Linked DNA regions of Homo sapiens: region 2 is linked to region 1. The links are chromatin loops, found by intact Hi-C in ENCODE. Cell type or tissue: breast epithelium. All regions are shown on one strand. Links, peaks and the distances in the headings refer to the core of each region. The heading gives the core; the rest is flanking DNA.

The links. Peaks named below come from ENCODE experiments on the same cell type or tissue, not always from the same donor. Only the 100,000 strongest peaks of a DNase experiment are listed, where the experiment ranks them.
Region 2: it touches region 1 in a loop (7-fold over the local background); 23 of 110 quality-filtered maps call a loop at or near these places.

The regions. Positions count from the first base shown.
Region 1 is chr1:27,590,607-27,598,923 of GRCh38, reverse strand. The region is part of intron 3 of AHDC1 (AT-hook DNA binding motif containing 1); the gene reads left to right. Among named protein-coding and RNA genes, the nearest start is that of AHDC1, 9.4 kb to the left of the region's middle. RefSeq lists enhancers at 33-988, 2,077-2,602, 2,603-3,128, 3,743-3,872, 4,741-5,314 and 3 more. In breast epithelium, for the core only: no CTCF peak of the experiment used is centred there; no DNase peak of the experiment used is centred there; H3K4me3 peaks cover 4,693 bases; H3K27ac peaks cover 7,918 bases.
Region 2 is chr1:27,517,834-27,526,150 of GRCh38, reverse strand. It overlaps LOC105376892 (a long non-coding RNA gene), which reads right to left and starts at 3,664. Exons shown (of 2, transcript NR_188658.1): 1 at 3,605-3,664. RefSeq lists enhancers at 193-282, 211-849, 2,761-3,343. In breast epithelium, for the core only: a CTCF peak has its summit at 3,272; a DNase peak (open chromatin) is centred at 3,518; H3K4me3 peaks cover 2,513 bases; H3K27ac peaks cover 7,348 bases.

The DNA.
Region 1 (8,317 bases), core at 179-8,178:
GGGATGCTGTCTGAAGCTGCTGGCTTTGTGACGGGGGCGCTGTCACCAGTGCAAGGTAGGGTGCTGGTCTCTGCGTTCATGTCATGACGGTGGATGCTGGTGTTGGGGGGCTTGGGCAGGCGGTGAGCACTGGGATGCACTGTATATATTTGTGTGTGAGGTGCTAGATTCAGGATGGCCAGTGCCTAGACAGGGCCAGGGTCACTACATGGCCAAAACCAGCCTCCACTGTTGTGGGGGTGACACTGGTGTGATCCCCCCACGTCCCTATGGGTAGATGGAGGTGGGAATGGCCCCAGTGCAGTTGGCAAGAACAACCCCTCATGCCTGGAACTGGGACCAGAGCAGGAGGGGTCCCCAGGGACTGCCTGGAAAGGAGGAGGGAAGGAGCCCCCCTCCAGCCCAGCTGACAGGAAGCCCTGGCTCCCAGCCCCTCCTTCGCCCAAGGCCTGGCCTCTCCTGGCCCCTCCCTCCTGGATCCCAGCATCTCTTCCATTGGCCAGGGGATGAGGAAGGTGGGCATCAAGGATCCCTCTCCTGCAGGGCCTGGCTCCGGGGGCAATGGTGAAGTGAGAGTAAAGTGAGGCCCTGCCTCCCTCCAGCCCCCTTCCAGCCCCCTCCACCACACACACAAACCCAACTGCAATGAGGCCCTGTTTTCTCTCCTCTTCTGCTCTGGGGTCCTTGGCCTGGGAGCCCAGGGGAGGGGCTGCTTCTGCAGCTGGCTGGCCCCGAACTCCCAATTCAGCCCAGCTGCCACTGAAGCTTCCAGAAGCTGCAGCTCTGCACCCCCTCCCCACCCCCTGAGCCAGGAGAGGCCTTGCTGACCTGGGGGAGGGTGCCTTGGGGAGCGAGTGGGCACCCTTGGAAGGACTAACACAGACAGCCAGACAGATGGGTGGTGAAACAGATGGACAGAGACACCCACACACAGACAGACGGAGAGAGACGGACAGATGGACTGGGACAGGGAGAGACGGACAGACAGAGGTGCTGGCAGAGAGAGGAGGAGGCAGAAAAATGGAAGACAGAGACTTAGAGAAAAGAAAGGAGACAGAGTGACTGAGATGGAGAAGGAGAGAGATGGGGAGGCTGAGAGACAGGAAGAGATAAAGAAAGGGGGAAACCCAGACAGACAGAGAGAGGGAGGGAGAGGGAGGGAGAAGACTGCAGGCTGCAAACCACAAACAGGGATTTGATGAGAATCTGGAAGGTGTTTTCTCCCTCTTCCCTCCCCAAACCCCCAGGCCAGCCAAGTCTCCATTCCTTCCACCCCCGGCTCAGTTTCCAGCTGCTAAAGAGGTCAGGGAGAAAGAGCAAGAGAGAGAAGCCGCCCAGAGCCCCTTGCTCCCTGCTCCTCTTTTCATAGGGGGAGGGGGTTGCTGAGAGGCCTGCAGCCCTGACCCCTGCACCAGATGCACATGTGCACCTCTCTTGTCTTGGGAAACACCCCCTCACATTCACCCGGGGGATGCCCCTCGTATAAACGCAGCCCCCACGGTCACACCTGTCTACACAGGCCCTGCGTCTCTCTCTCTCTCTCTCTCACACACACACTCTCACACTGTCACACACACACACACACACAAATTTGTGACATGTAAATCTCCACCCTCACACTCATTCTGCATCTCACGAACATAGCTGGTGAACACGCACCTGTGCTTCCTTCCCTGTACAGGTGTTGACTCACAGGCCCTGTCATGGGACACCCTCCTACATACAGTGGCAGTCACACCAGAGCACACAGAACCTCCCCCTGCCACCTGCCCCCCACCCCCATACTCTAACCCGGCTGGCAAGGTGGGGAGGCAGAAGGTCCTCTCAGTCGGTGAGAGCCCTTCTGGAAAGCTTCAGGGCCTGACCTGGACACAGAGAAATGCCCAGTGGCTTGGGTAGTGGGGAGCTGTCTCAAAGGTGGTGAGGCATATGTGTATAAACATGTGCTTGCATGTGCAGGTAGAAGGGATGGCGAGTGTCCTCATGGAGTGTGAGAGAGACTGGGTGTATGTGAGATAGGGTACGGGTGTGACAGGGAGCTCCAAGGTGTGTGGAGTGTGTGGGTGTGTGTGTGAGAGTGACTTGTCAGGTATGTATGTGTGGATGCACGTTTATGTGATAGGTGTGTGTGTAAGATGGGTGTGTGTAACTGTGGGTTTTGCAGGGTGGGGTATGTGTGATGGGGGTACATATATGAAGGTTTAAGGGCATGGGGCAAACTGCATGTGTGAGCGTGCAGTGGCAGGCATGCATGTGGGAAGGTGTATGAGTGCGTGTGAGTGTAGGGACTATGCAGATATGAGGGTGTAGTTCAGGTGTGAGGCTGGGAGCCTGTTGCCTGGATTGGAGCAGTGTTTTCCAAGGCCTGAGTGCTACCTGAACAGGAACATCCAGCACAAGCACGTGGGAAGGGGCCCCCGGCCTGGAAGTTGGGCACTGACCCACACAGATGCACAAGGACAGACATACCCGCCCCTGTCCTCCCTCTTCCTCTCTTCTGGCGTCAGTGGTTTTTAAAGGAGCCTCCGTGAGGACTGTTTGCTGTGCAGTTCCCCCACCCCCAGCCTGTGTCTCTTCAAACGCAGTGCTGCCCTCCAGGCAGCTTTGTGGAGGCTCCTGCCTCGACCATCTGAAGGCAGATGGGTGGGCTTGGATCCGCTGCTGCCCCCCAGGGAGCGAGGAGGCAGCTCTGCTCCTTGGGCCTGGGCACAGGCTGAGACAGATGGACTGCCTGTCTCAACACCCCCGCACAGGCACCCCATACCATAGGGGTTCTAGCGGGTAGCCCCCAGTTAGGCCCCGGAGCAAAGGCCAGGATGCTGCCCTTCATTCTCCCAGAGGGGCATCCCCCCTAACACACACAAACCCTGCAGCCCCATCACCTCTCTGGGGTCCAGGGACTCAGTTACAGCTCCCAACACCTTCTAAATAGACAACTGCCCCACATACACACTCACAGCTCTAACACCTCTAAAACACAACTGCTCCACCTACAACACCCAGCCCACACACTTCCACACACACACTCTACATACAGATACCCCCCGACATCCAGCTACCTCACATGCACATACCCCCAAACACACAACCACCACATGCTTACCCACAACCTGCAACACCTCCCTGACACCAGGAACCTGGTTACAGCCCTCATACCTGTGCATGCACGGACGATAGCCTGTGGCACATCTCTGATATCAGAGACCCATTCTTCCCTTCCCACGTATGGAGGGACCTCAGGTCTCTAACGCCTCCCCAGACCCTTGCAGGTACCCAATTAAAATCCCAATAACCTTTCCAGAGACACTCCCCAGCTCCTCCCCAAAACCACAGTGCATCCTCCACCAACCACAACACCTTTCCAGGCACATGTTCACAGCCCTAGTACTTAACCAAAACCCACATTTTTATGACCCCCCAATACATCCCTAAACACCCCAACACACACACAATCACACACACACACACACACAGCTATCACACCCTCAGCATATCAACCCCCTATCCAACCCCAACACTGCCAGATACACCCAGGACCCAGCTACAGCCCTGCTACCTTCCCACTGACTCATACCCTCAAAGCCCTGACACCTCCCCAGACACACACACTCTGCCCACAGCCCCCAACGTTTCTCCCAGCTATAGCTCAGCACTTCCCCAAACACCGGTATCATCCCCTATACCTTTCCAAACATACAGCCTCCCCCTACAACACACATACACTCACTGCTTCAAACACCCACTCAAACAAGAACACCCTCTGTAGCCACAACATTTGCCTCAAACACACAGACATGGCTTCGGTTCTAGTATATCTCTAACAGATCAGGCCCCGAAGCTTCTAATACCTCCTGAAACTTGTGCACACTGCCTCCTGGATCCCGGCACCTCCTCGACAGGCAGTCCTAATGGCCCGGCCCCACCGCTTCCCAGACAGTCTCAGCTCCGGTACTTTTCCTCAGCCACCTAAGGGCCCAGGGACACCCCTACACCTCTCCAAACACCCCGATACCACACCTGTACACAAAGACAGCCTCAGCTAGTCACAACCCTGCACCCATTCTGTGCTCCGCCTGCACCCCACGGCACCCTGTCACATACCCCGCCTAATCCTTCTGCAGCCCTCACTCCCACCGTTGGCACATTCCAGCACACCCTCTCCCCCACCTTGTTCCCCTAGACAGCCTCAGCCTGTCACACACATTGCTCACTCTTGTGTGCTCTCGCTCTCTCTCTCTCTGCTGCCCAGGCCTCCCGCTCTTCCCAGAGCCTCCTCTGCCTGGGGAGGCATCTCCACCCCTTCACCGCCCCAGGCCTTTCATTCCTGGACAGTGAGGCTGGACATCTGGTTCAAAGCTGCCCCACCCAAGACCCTGTGCTCTGGGCACCCTGGCCTGGGCTTAAAGGTTTGGGGCCTCTTTGGGGTGGGGGCAGAGCCCCTTGGCACCTGGTCATCCTGGTCTTTCAGCCAGGAACTCTCAGTACCCAGCCCTGCCCTGGCTCTGGCATGTATGTGGGAGAGAGGGACAGGGGGAGTTGCCCCCAGCCCACACTTTTTCAAGTGCTTGCCAAATCACTGCCTCCCTCCCCCAACCCCTTGGCTCACCTGAGAGGGACATGGGGCCTGGGGCTTCAGGGAGAGGGATGGGGAAGGTGCTGGATTGACATACTACCCCCCACCCCCAAATCCAGGCTGCGGGGCTTGGTCTCCCTGGGAGTCAGTTCCGACAGTGAAGGTTACTTTACTAGATGCATGATTTTAAACGGAATCTCCACCATCTGTTCCACCCCCTAATTACAGATGCACAGAATCCGCCTCAGAGGGCAGCATGAGGGGAGTGATTTAGAGGCTGAGCTGCTTCTGCCTGCATTAGGACTGGGGAGATAGGGGGGCTCTGGGTATTGCTCACAGCCCCCAAATCCCTTCTCTTTCCTAGAGGTCCCTCGTGCCTCCTCTCTTGCTGAGGGAAGGCTCACAGAAGGGCTCCACTGATCCCCAAGACCCTAAAGAAGAAGCAACTGCAGTGCTGTGGGAAGGGTCCCCAAGACATCGCCTGTGTCCCAGCCCAGCAAGTCCTGGGATGCAGGCTCCATTAGGGCCTTAAAAAATTCAGTGAATCGATCTCCTGCCTGCCTCTTGTGCCCTGGGGAGCCGCAGGCACTGGCTTAGCCCAGCTGTCTGCCCACCCTGGGGGGATAGCAGGGATTGGTGAGATAGGGAGGGGTTCAGAGCAGAGGTGGGGCAGCCAGGTTCTGGCAGCAAAGCCCATGGGCAGGCATGCCAAGACCCACCGGGGGTGTTTGCACATATGTGCCCATCCGCCCTGGCACAGCTGGCATGCCTGACCCCAGCTGGAGCCGTGGCTGTGGGACTGGGGCAGCACCAAGGGCCAGAGGGAATGGGCCAGGGCCTGGGTCTTAGGGTTCTGAGGGACACACGGCTACGCCCTGAGAATGGGTCCATCTTTGCCCATGGACACCAGGGACCTGGGTCCCAGCCTGCCTGGGGGTAGTGGTGGCGGCAGCAGTGGGCACACTGCGGTAGACTCTGGGGCATTCACTGCAGGGAGAGAGGGAGAGAGGTTGGGCTGGAGGAATTTTAAAGATTGCTGCAGGCAGGAGGGTCTCTGGAACCCTGTGGAGCGGGCAGTCATGCAGAAGTAATCCTATCGCTGCCTGCCTGGAGGAGTGGAGGGGGAGGGGAGGGACGGAGCTGCTCCCCCTTCCCCACCTCAGCCCCTGCCCCAGCCAGCCCTGGAGGGAGCCCGGGACCCTAGGGGCCTTCCCTGAGGAGACACCGTGTCTACTCCGTTCCACCGAGGCCTGTGTCCCCTGGAGGGGCAGCACCGCAGCTGTTGCTCAGCTCCTTGCTCTGGGTTTTATAAATAATGCAGCTCGGAGGTGGGGCCAACTCTGCCCCTGGTCACCTTGGGTCACCCAGTATGGAACCTCCAGCTGGCAGGCCTTTGGCAGAGCCCCTCTCCCGTCCAGCCTGCGCCTCCTCGTCTGCTGTGTGAGCTTGGGCCAGGGGCCCAAGCCTCTCTGAGCTGGGCCCGAGGTAGAGGAGTGCGGAAGAACCCAGAAACCCTGGGTCCTTTCGTCCCACCCCCAGCCCTCACAGGTTAACCGGCAGCCGGCTCAGCCAATCCAGGCTAGAGAGGGATGACCTGTCTACAGGGGCCTCCTGCGTTCCGGCCCCTCCATTTTGCAGATGGAGCAACCGAGTCCAGAGGGGTGCAAGGGTGGTCAAGGCCAGCCAGCTGGGGAGCCCCCTCCTTCCTGCCCCATTCTGCTGTCACTCAGGCTCTTCTCAGCCTCAGCTCAGCTAAGAGCAGGGCCTGGGGGGGGGAGGGCGGGGGATGTTTGGGAAAGTGGTTGCGGCTGAGAGGTTGCCATGGCGATGCTGCAGGATGCCGAGCTGAAGTGGGGGTCCCACAGGGTCTCTGGGGCCCCCAGCTCCGCACCCCTGTGGTCTTCTCCTCCCCATCTCCTGTCCCCCACCCAGATGTCTGTCAGGCGGCTCCGGTGACAGGCTGGGTGGGTGACAGGTGGTGCAGGTGATGGGCTGGGTGGGTGACGAGCTGGGTGGGTGACAGGTGGTGCGGGTGCGAGGCAGGCAGGTGACAAGCTGGGTGGTGACGGGCTCTGTGGATGACAGGCAGGGGGTGTGGTTGGCGAGGATGCTGTCTCCTGGCTGGTGGCCTGTTGCAGCCCCCTACCCTCATGCGTGTGCACACACATAGACTCTGGGCTCAGAGCTTGGGGCTAAGATACTAATGAGGCTTATTACTTGTGGAGGGGCAGGTGCCTAGGCTCACTAATGAGAGGCCTTTAACAAATAGGGGAGACAGCTAGGGGGCTTCGAGGAATTCGGCTGGCCCTTCTGGGCTGAGACCCTGGGGGTCCTGACCTGGCTCAAGGATGAAGCTGGATCGCCTCCAGCCAGGTCGGGGATCCCTCTTCCCCCTTCTCCCTGGCCACTGGATTTATGTTAATACTAACCACAATTATGATCGCTACCATTGTTCAAGCACTTATTATGTGTCAGGCACTGTGCCAAGGCCTTTGCATGCATTTTCTCATTTCAACTCAACAGTCCTAGGAGAGAGGCACTATTACCCCATTTTACAGATGGGGAATCTGAGGCTGAGAAAAGGCACAGGACTTCATATAACAAGTTACTGGTGCAGCTAGGGCATTAATCCGGGTCTGTATGTCCCTAGAACATGTGCTCTTAACCACCCCACCAGTAAAACTCAGGTCTTGGTGCAGACTCCAGATCCTCTCTCAGGGACTGGAAAATGGGCATGTGGTGGAGGGGTGATCACCATAAACTCTTCAGCTCTGACTTGGGTGGCTGTGAGGACTCCTCCAGGTAGCTGCTGTGACCTTACCCCATCTGGGCCAGATTCTGGACAGAGGGCAGGGCCTAATGCTAAGGGGGGTGAGCCGAAAGGTGGTCACCTGGGATATCTGAGCCACTTTCTGCATTGTGCAGTGGGAAGGCTGAGGCCCAGAGAGGAGCAGTCACCACCCAAGGTCACACACCCTGTGAGCTGCAGGGCCCCGTGGGATCCCAGGTCTCCTGGCCTCTTGAAAGGGCAGGGCTGGGTGTGGTGCCAGAGCGGGGAGGCTACCTCCTCCTGGGCCCCACCCACCAGCCTAGTTTCCTCCCTGGATGTTGTGAGCACCCAGCTTCTAGGAGGGTGCAGGGGTCTGTTGGCAGACTCCTTAGGGCCATGCTCCCTCCCCATCAATCTGAGCCCCTAGTGTCAGTTGTGCCGCTCCCTTTGGAACCCATTGGGGTGGAAACTCCCTGGCAACAGCTGATGGATGGGTTAGGGCTTTGACATTGGCCTGGGGCCACAGCATGGCCCTGGAGGGACCAGGCTGGGGCTGGGAGGTGGGGGTTGGAGGGGAATTTAAGGGAAAAGAATTAGGCTCATAAATCATGGAGCATCTCGTTTCTCCTCCTCAACCTTAGTCTCTTAGCAAACCTGCTCTCCAACTGCTCATCCAAGGTGCTGGGGGTTGAGGGAGCCCACCTGCCTGTTCCCCACTCCCTCCAGCTGATGCTCATCCCCTCCGGAAATTGCACCCTCCCACGAGAAAGAAAGAGCTGCAGCCACTATTGCTAGGCAGCATTAAGACAAGTCCAGATGACTGGATTTTGCCTCTGACTCATTGTGATGAGTAGGGCGGAGGGCTTCACTGCCTCAGTTTCCCCAACTTTGGACCTTAAATCCTCTCCTGATGCCTCTCAGCCCAGCCAGGAAGGAGAGCTAAGACCAAGAGGGATTTAACAGATGCAGGACAC
Region 2 (8,317 bases), core at 98-8,097, 73 kb after region 1:
ACGTGCCTGCCTAGGGTGTGGTGTGGGCAGAGCTGAGACTCCTCCCTACCCACAAGCTCATCATCACAGCAGATCTGCCCTGGGGTCAGAGGGCCCTAGTGGCCCCAGAACCAGAGCCCAGTGAAGCCCTGTCTGGCCTGGGCTGCATCCGTAACCCTCAGGCTTAGGGAGGAGACAGCACCAGCCTTTTCCCTGGGAGCCCCTGGCCTGAAGGAGACAGAGCTCTGTCCCCTGGAGTCCCTGGATGGGCAGAAGAGGCACAGACCTGCTCTGTGGAGCTCCAGTCTGATGGGGGCCATATCTCCTTGCCAGGTAGACAGACACACAGACACACACAGCTCCTGGGGGGTTCTTGAGGGCTTCCTGAAAGAGGTGAGCCTGAAGCCTGGCTTTGGAGCCCAAGAGGAAAGGGGGAAGGGTGTGTACGAAGGAGGGCCTCCCTTCCTTCCCCTGTGCCCCGCCCCCTCATCCAGCAGTTCCTCCTCCCCGCAGGGCCCAAGGGGCCGGCTGGGGCCCCACAGTCCCATCAGCCCAAGCAGTGAGCAGAAGGAGGAGAGCAGATATTTTTAGCTTCTCTGCCACTGACATTTCGCAGCAGGCGACCTGGGGTGAAGCTGAGTGAGTGCTGAAGGCTGGGAGAAGCCGACAGCGCCTTCCCACCCCCATGTACAAGCACACACAACTGTGCATGCACACAGTTGTGTGCAATGCTCACAGACGTGGCCCAGCTTCAGGTACACAGTCACACGCCTAGACACACATGCACCTGTGCACGTACTTGGTTCATAGGCCACTTATGCTAGAAACCTCACACACTCAAGACACAAAAAATTTATCCATTCACACACCCAGACACACACGCACGATTCATACACCTAACACACTTCCCACACCCTGCCAAGCATGCACACTTTCATTCATCATTCATTGGAGAAATATGTATACAGTGCCTACTAAGTGTTGGGCCCTATTCTGGACACTAGGAATAGATTAGCAAAATAGTTAGCAAAATAGATAAAAATTTCAGTCCTAATAGAGTTTACATTCTGACAGGGGAAGTTTGACAATAAACAAAAAATAAAAAATAAAGTATAGCCTTAAGAACCACAAATATAGGCCAGGCACGGTGGCTCGCACCTGTGATCGCAGCCCTTTGGGAGGTCGAGGTGGACAGATCACTTGAGGCCAGGAGTTCAAGACCAGCCTGGGCAACATGGCAAAACCCCGTCTCTACTAAAAATACAAAAATTAGCCAGGCGTGGTGGCACACACCTGTGATCCCAGCTACTCGGGAGGCTGAGACACGAGAATTGCTTGAACTCAGGAGGCAGAGGTTGCAGTGAGCCGGGATCCTGACACTACACTCCAGCCTGGGTGACAAGAGTGAAACTCCATCCAAAAAGAACGACACATATAACCTAATCCCCCAAAATACACAACCGCACATGTGAACAGCTTCCTAATATTCACTGCTCCACAAATACACACAACTGCACACACAACCTACAGGCAAGACTCATACAGGTAACTCCACACATATACCTCAAGACAATTACAAACATGTATACACATCCACACTTATATGCAGTTACACATTTAACATGTAAATACTTAAGCAATTCAAACACATGGTACATATTCATCCAGACACACACACACACACACACACACACACACACACCACACACAATTGTACAGAGCTATACAGTTCACCTGCCTACATACACAGGATACAGCCTCCCCAAGAACATGTAAGGCAGGTTCACACAAATCCTTCCACACATAGACAACCACTCCCTGCCGGTCATAGACACACATTCCTGCAGTCCTTCCCCTCCCCACTGAAATCCCAGCTTGTCTGCCACTGGGTCATGTATGTTCATAGGTGTCCACACAGAGTCCTAGCGTACTCGCAACCTCACGCACACTCTCAACAACCCTGCTGCAAAGAGACCACACACACTAAGTCAACGCATGCCCAGGTTCATGCCCCCTAGGTACCTGCAATCCCCTCCCTCCTTTTCCCATGAGGGCAGTTCGGTCACTGCACCCCACACCTGCACCCCGAATACTGACCCCAGGACTCCAACCCAGCTGCCCCCAGGGTTTGGGGGTTGGGCCCAGACCCTACAGGAGCCCTGGGGTCCTCTCCCCAAGGCCCCAAGAGGCAGGACTCAGAGTCTCTGAGCTCAGAGCTCGCCCCTGTGCCCAGGCTGGAGGTGGAGGTAAAGGGCAGCCTGGGCTTCTCAGCTCTGCCGCCAGTGCCCTCCCCTTGCTCTTCTCTCCTCCTTCCTCTCGTCTCAAATTCCTTTCGTTCTGTTTCTCTGTCTCCCCATCCCACCCCTATCTCTCCAATAGCCCTTGGCCAAAAACCAAGCCCTCTTCTCTTCCGTATTCTGCCAGAGGGTATTGAAGCCCTGTGACAAACAGATGGACTAACAGGCAGACAGACATATCACTTGGGCAACAAAAGCAACACAAAAAAGAGGTCGTTGTCATATCCCGAAGACCTGGGAGGAAGAAAAGATAAATGGACCAAGGGAAAGATAAGACTAAGTGGCCCATGGGCCAACATGCACAGCTAGGAGAAGGAGCCCTGGATTCCAGTCCTGGTTCTGCTGTGTGACCCTGGATCAGCTGCTGCTCCTCTCTGGGTCTTTTCTGCCTCTGTACAAACAGGGAGTTGCGGTAGGTGTTTTTTTGAGGCAACAGGACTCTCAAAGACACTGCAGCAGTTGTATAAACAGGGAGAGGAGCTGGGGGCCTTGAGGGCCTGGTTAGAGCCATAAAAGCCCCTCCCCAGAGGCTCTCCACAGCCTCTTCCCCGCCCTAGGCCTGGGCTCCAGTCTGGGTTGAAGCACCAGAGGCCAACAGCACCCCCTGCCCCCAACATGCATAAACACATGTGCTCCTCCGAGACTCAGCTACTTCCTTTGCCCTCTCTGGACCTCAGTGTCCAGGCTTGTGCATTTAGGGGCTCAGGTTTGGGCTCTGTGCCTATGAGCCAGTCTATGTGTGCACTGTCTGTCTGTCTGTCCGTCTGCCAGCAGCCTTCAGGCGCCAGGAGGGGAGGCAGCAGTGGAAGGTGGGGGCAGGGAAGGAGGTAGCGTTGACAAGTTCCAATGTCTGGCTTTCCCTCCTGGAAACCCCGAGCTGGGGCTGGCCCCCCCTTCCCTTCCTGTCTCTCTCGCTCAAGCACGTCCCTTCTAAGAGCCCCTCTCTGCAGACGCCCCCAGTGGAACCAAGCCCAGATTCGCTGCCAAGAAGGCCGACATTTCTTAGACTTGCCACGTTAAAGGGGCCTGCACAGGCACGCACTCAAATCCCCCCCTCCATGTCCTCCGCCTGTGCACATTCAGGCAACCCGAAACACACAAAGACACGGTTGGACACAGCGGCCACCTGTGCACACAGGAGGTAGCACATGGAGCGCATCTGACCCCGGGCTCACAGACAAGTACAAACATAGCCATGGACTCCCTCCGCCCTCCTCCATTCAGCCTGCCACAGACCCAAGCACGCAGTTTCCAGCGCACCGTGCTCACAGACACGCACAAACGCAGTCACACGCAGGGCCTTGCCACATAGAGAAACAAGTGCAAACCTGTAGCACAGCACCGTCACCATCACCACCACCGCCGCCGCCACCGCCCTGTGTAAATGCAACCACAGAAACACAATGCCTGTGCTGCCTGTTCCCTGTACACACAGCCAAGCATATACAGTCACACAGTGTTCCCCTGAGTCACTCTCAACAACCACACAGACAAAGTCTGTTGGGCACAGAGGCGCCCATACCCATCCTCTGGACATTTGGACTAGCCCACACCACCAGTACTGTGCCTTCCTGGGCACAAGACATGCACAAAATCCCAGCCACCTGCAGAGTTCCCTTCTGCACACACACTGTCCCTTGCACATACACAGACAAGCTCAAACCCACAGTTATGCTGTTATCCTCTTGTACACCATAAAATCACAGGGGCTCCCAACACACCCAGATGTGACATACACAAACTCAGGCACATGTACCGACTCTTTTGTGCATACAAAGATTTATTGGCACTGACGTGGTGCCCATCTGCTACCATGTGCACACACTGCTAGATCTCGCACGTCTCTGTACACAGGCCTGCGTTCAAACTCAGGGCATACAGCTTTCCCTTGTGCTTACACAAACACACAGTGGCCCCCGATGTCGGCACAAACCCACACACATAGCATCATCACCTGTGCACATTGAGGCAAACACAGACTCACAAACCACCCCAACGTGCTCTTCCATGCACACACATATGTGTGCATGCTCCCACAGACAGACCCAGCTATCGGAACCTCATTCTCAGACACTGCAGTCCCCTGGCCCCCAACCCCAGCTTCCTGCCTCCTTCCCTTGGCCGGCGAGGGTGGGGAAGGGCTGGGAAGGCTGGGGGCTGGCTCAGCCCTTGTTCCCTCCCTCCACCGGCTGGCTCGCTCCCTCCTGTCTGGCAGAGTCAGCCAGCCAGCCCAGCCCCGGCTCCGGCAGCCCTGACTGCTCTGGGCAAACTCTCGGCGGGTTGGTCTCGGCTGATGCCGCATCAGCAGCAGCAGCAGCAGGGGCGAGAAGGCTGAGGGTGGATGCCAACGTGGCAGACGGCAGGCAGGGCGGCAGGAAGGAAGCTGGGCCCGTTCTGCGCCCACTCACTGGGGGAGACAAAACCAAGGGGGCTGGATGAGCAAGCGAGGCAGCTGGGCAGGGGACCTCGTGCACAGCCTGGCTCTGGGCCCACACTGGCCCCAGACTCACGGAGTGACCTTGGGGAACTTGCTCCCCTTCTCTGGCTCTATTTGCCCCTTCAGCAAGTGGATAGTATGGACTGGACACTCCTCCAGGTCCAAATCCTTGCATCCAATTCAGTGCTCTGTGGCCTCGGGCTAGTCCCTTCCCCTCTGGAATCTTAGCCTTTCAGCCCAACAATAAAAATTCTTCACCTCTGTATGGCTACAACTATTGATAAAAGGTTTTCAATCTACAAAATTAGCACCATTTTATAAATAAGAAAACTAAGGTTCAGAGAGGTCAAACAATCCACCCAAGGTTACCCAGCAAGAGAGTGACAGAGCTGGAACAAGACCTCAGGGCTTCTGCTTTAGTCTCCAAAATCAGTACTGCCTCCCTTCTCTTCCAGCCATCCCATGCCCCAACTCACCCTTCAGGGTTGTCTGCCCACACCACCTCCCAGCCCTGGGCCCCACTAGAGCCACCTGGCTCTGCCCTGGGGAGTCAGGGTGCAAAGGCCAGACAGGCCTCCCACCAGCATTCCAGCTGCCACTGGGAACACAGCTGTCAGCAGGGCCGGGAGAGCCAAAAGCCGCCTCCCCAGCAGGCCCGCATAATTGGTACATTGTCAGCTCAAAAACAGAACTGCTATGGGATCTTGGGCTCTCCAGGCCTCAGTTTCTTCATCTGGCTGGCTGTCGTGGAAAGGAGGAGATGATCTCCAAGGGCCTTTTCAGCTTGGAGTGTTGCCTAAGGAGTGACCGAGGGAGGAGGCAGCTGTGCCAAGGTCCCCAGCCAGCCATGGGTGTGCCTCAGGTGTCCAGAGCCCTGGAATTGGGTCTCTGCCTCACCTTTAGTTTGGGGTGGGATCTGCATCCTCTCTGAGGTCCCGCAAAAGGGAAGGGCTTGGAGAGAGTTTGCAGGCCGGATGGATAGACACACAGATGGAGGAACAAAGGTCTGAAGGAGAGAAGGAAAGAAAGTCTTCAACCTGCACTGAAGGAGGGTGCAAAGGCAGAAGACCGAGGGAGGCCCCCATGCCCTTCCTTTGTTTCTTTCGCCACCCTCTCCTGAGGCTCACTCTGCCCAACCCCACAGGGCTCAGTCTGTGGGAAGGACAAATGTGGGACAGTCACAGGCAGGTGCAGCATGCTGTGGGATGAGCCCGGGGACTGTGGAGGAGGCCCTGCTGGTTTGTGGGGGTGAAGAAGATTCTGGGGGAGGCATCACAGGTAATGAGCTCAGGTTTCCAGGAAGAGGAAGAGTTAGCCTGTATGTGCAATGATTACCCCCATTTTACAGATGGGGAAATCAATGCTTAGAGGTAGAGAAACAGAGTCAGGCCTTGCACCCAAGCCTGCTTGACGGCAAAACCAGTGTTTTTTGTGCTATGCCATGCTGCCTCCCGAAGGAGTGCGTTGCTAACGGTGGCATTTCAGATGTAGTGACAGTGCACCGGGAAGAGGTTCTGGACAGATGGTTCCCAACTGGGCCCCTGCCTCAGGCTAGCAGAGCAGAGGGTTGTCAGGGCAGGCAAAGCACGCCCTCCTCCACTCTGCTAGTGTGTGGGCTGTGGGCAGGTCCCCGCTCCACTCCTCACCATCCCCCTCCAGCCCTTTGGCCTTGCCTGGGTGACCTGCATGAGCTCAGCTTCCCAGCAGCCCTGCAGAGGAGTCAGCCTGGGCAGAGGCTGCCTCTGCCCTCTCGCTGCTTGGCAGTGCCAGGGGAGGCGGGGCCACGGAGGGGTTGGGGAGACGTCCAGCCACCAGACCTCCGGTCCTGTCCCCCAGGTCTGGTGCCCCTGAGGTCTTCTGCAGAGGGCCAGGCTGGGACAGGTAGTGTGGAGCTGGGCACGCTGGTCAGGCCCGTCCCTGTCGCTGCAGCCTTGTTGAGCTGCCATTAACAAGTGGCCGGAGGTTGCCGTGTCTCCATGGAGACCAGACAGTTAGTGCGGCTCCGGGGTGAGGGCCGTGATTAGTGAGTGTCAGCTTTGCCAGCCCTGCTCTTCCCACCGCCCGCCTGCCGCTGGGCTCAGAGACAACAGGCCTGGCAGGGGGATGGGGAAGGACTGGGAGGGGGCTCAGGGCCCTCACAGGCAGGGGGGCTCCCAGGCCCAGCCCCAAGTGCTATGTCTTTGTCTCCCCCAGTGGCTCCTCAATTCCCCCTCCTCTAGTCTCCCGCGTTCCCTCCCCAATCCATCTTCCACACAGCGACCAGGGTGAGCTTTCTAATACGAGCTGCATCCTGACACTGCCTTCCTTTAGAACTTTCCATGGATCCCCGTCTCCTGGAGGCTAAGAGTCAAATTCTTTATCATGGCATTCAAAGAATTCATTCATTCATTCATCACTCATTCATTCAACAAATATTTTTTGAGCACCTACTATGTGCCAGGGAGCCTGCCAGGTATACATGGTCAATAAAACCAGCGAGATCCCTGCCTTCATGGAACTTCCAATCTAGTGAGGAAGACACACTGAGAATAAAATACAAGTCAACGGATACACGATTACAATCATGAGAGTTGGGAGGAAGTGGAGAGAGTGCATTGGTAGAGAATAATTTGTAGGGGAGGCAGCCGAGTTAGAGTGGTCAAGGTGGCAGCATTTGGACAGTCACAGACATTGCTGAGGATCCATCAGTGTGCACAGCATCCCAGAAGGGAAGAATACTCCAAGGAACGGCCTGGGCCAGGGCCCCAGTCTCCTACCAAGGTAAGGCTCCGCCCTGCCCCTCTGCCCTGGCCTACTCCTCCCTCCCTCCCTCCAACCCCCTCCTCCATGGCTCCTATCTTGGTTAGAGGCACAGGGCTTACCCAGGTGAAAAAAAAAACACCTCTGAGTCATCACCAACTCCTTCTTCTCTCCCTGTGTTCTCCTCTCATGATTCCTGGGTCCCGTCAATTCTATCGTGTCTCTTCTCTCCTCGCTGCCACCGCAGACCCTGTCACTTTCACTCAAACTATCACACCTGCCCCAACAGGCTTAGCCATTCATTCGTTCCCTACCGATCATGGATTGAGGCTCCAGGCATTATGCCTTAGGGCCTTGTGGATACAGCAGTGAGCAGTGCCACACAGTCCCTGCCCTTGGCCAGAGTCCAGTCGACGAGGCAGGCAGGTGGGCAGGTCTGCAAGCACAGAGGAGGAGTAAGTAGGAGCATCTAATCTGGACTGGGAGGGGTGTCTAGTAGAGCTTCCGGGTGGAAGTGCTGGCTAAACTGAGACCTGAAGGTGGGCAAGGAGTTAGCCAGGCAAAGTCAAGGGAAAGATACTCTAAGCAGAGGCAAGAGCACGTGGGAAGGCAGGAAGTCAGAGAGGTCCGAGCCTGAGCTAGGGCTGGTGAGGAGCGTGCTCAGATCTGCTCCCCGACAGCCAGGCTCTCCTCGTACAGCTCACGCTCCACACTGCGGCTAGAATCACCTTTCTAAAATAGGCGCAATAAGGCCAGGCACCGTGGCTCACGCCTGTAATCCCAACACTTTGAGAGGCCGTGGAGGGTAGATCACGAGGTCAGGAGATCGAGACCCAGCCTGCCCCACACGGCAAAACCCCGTCTC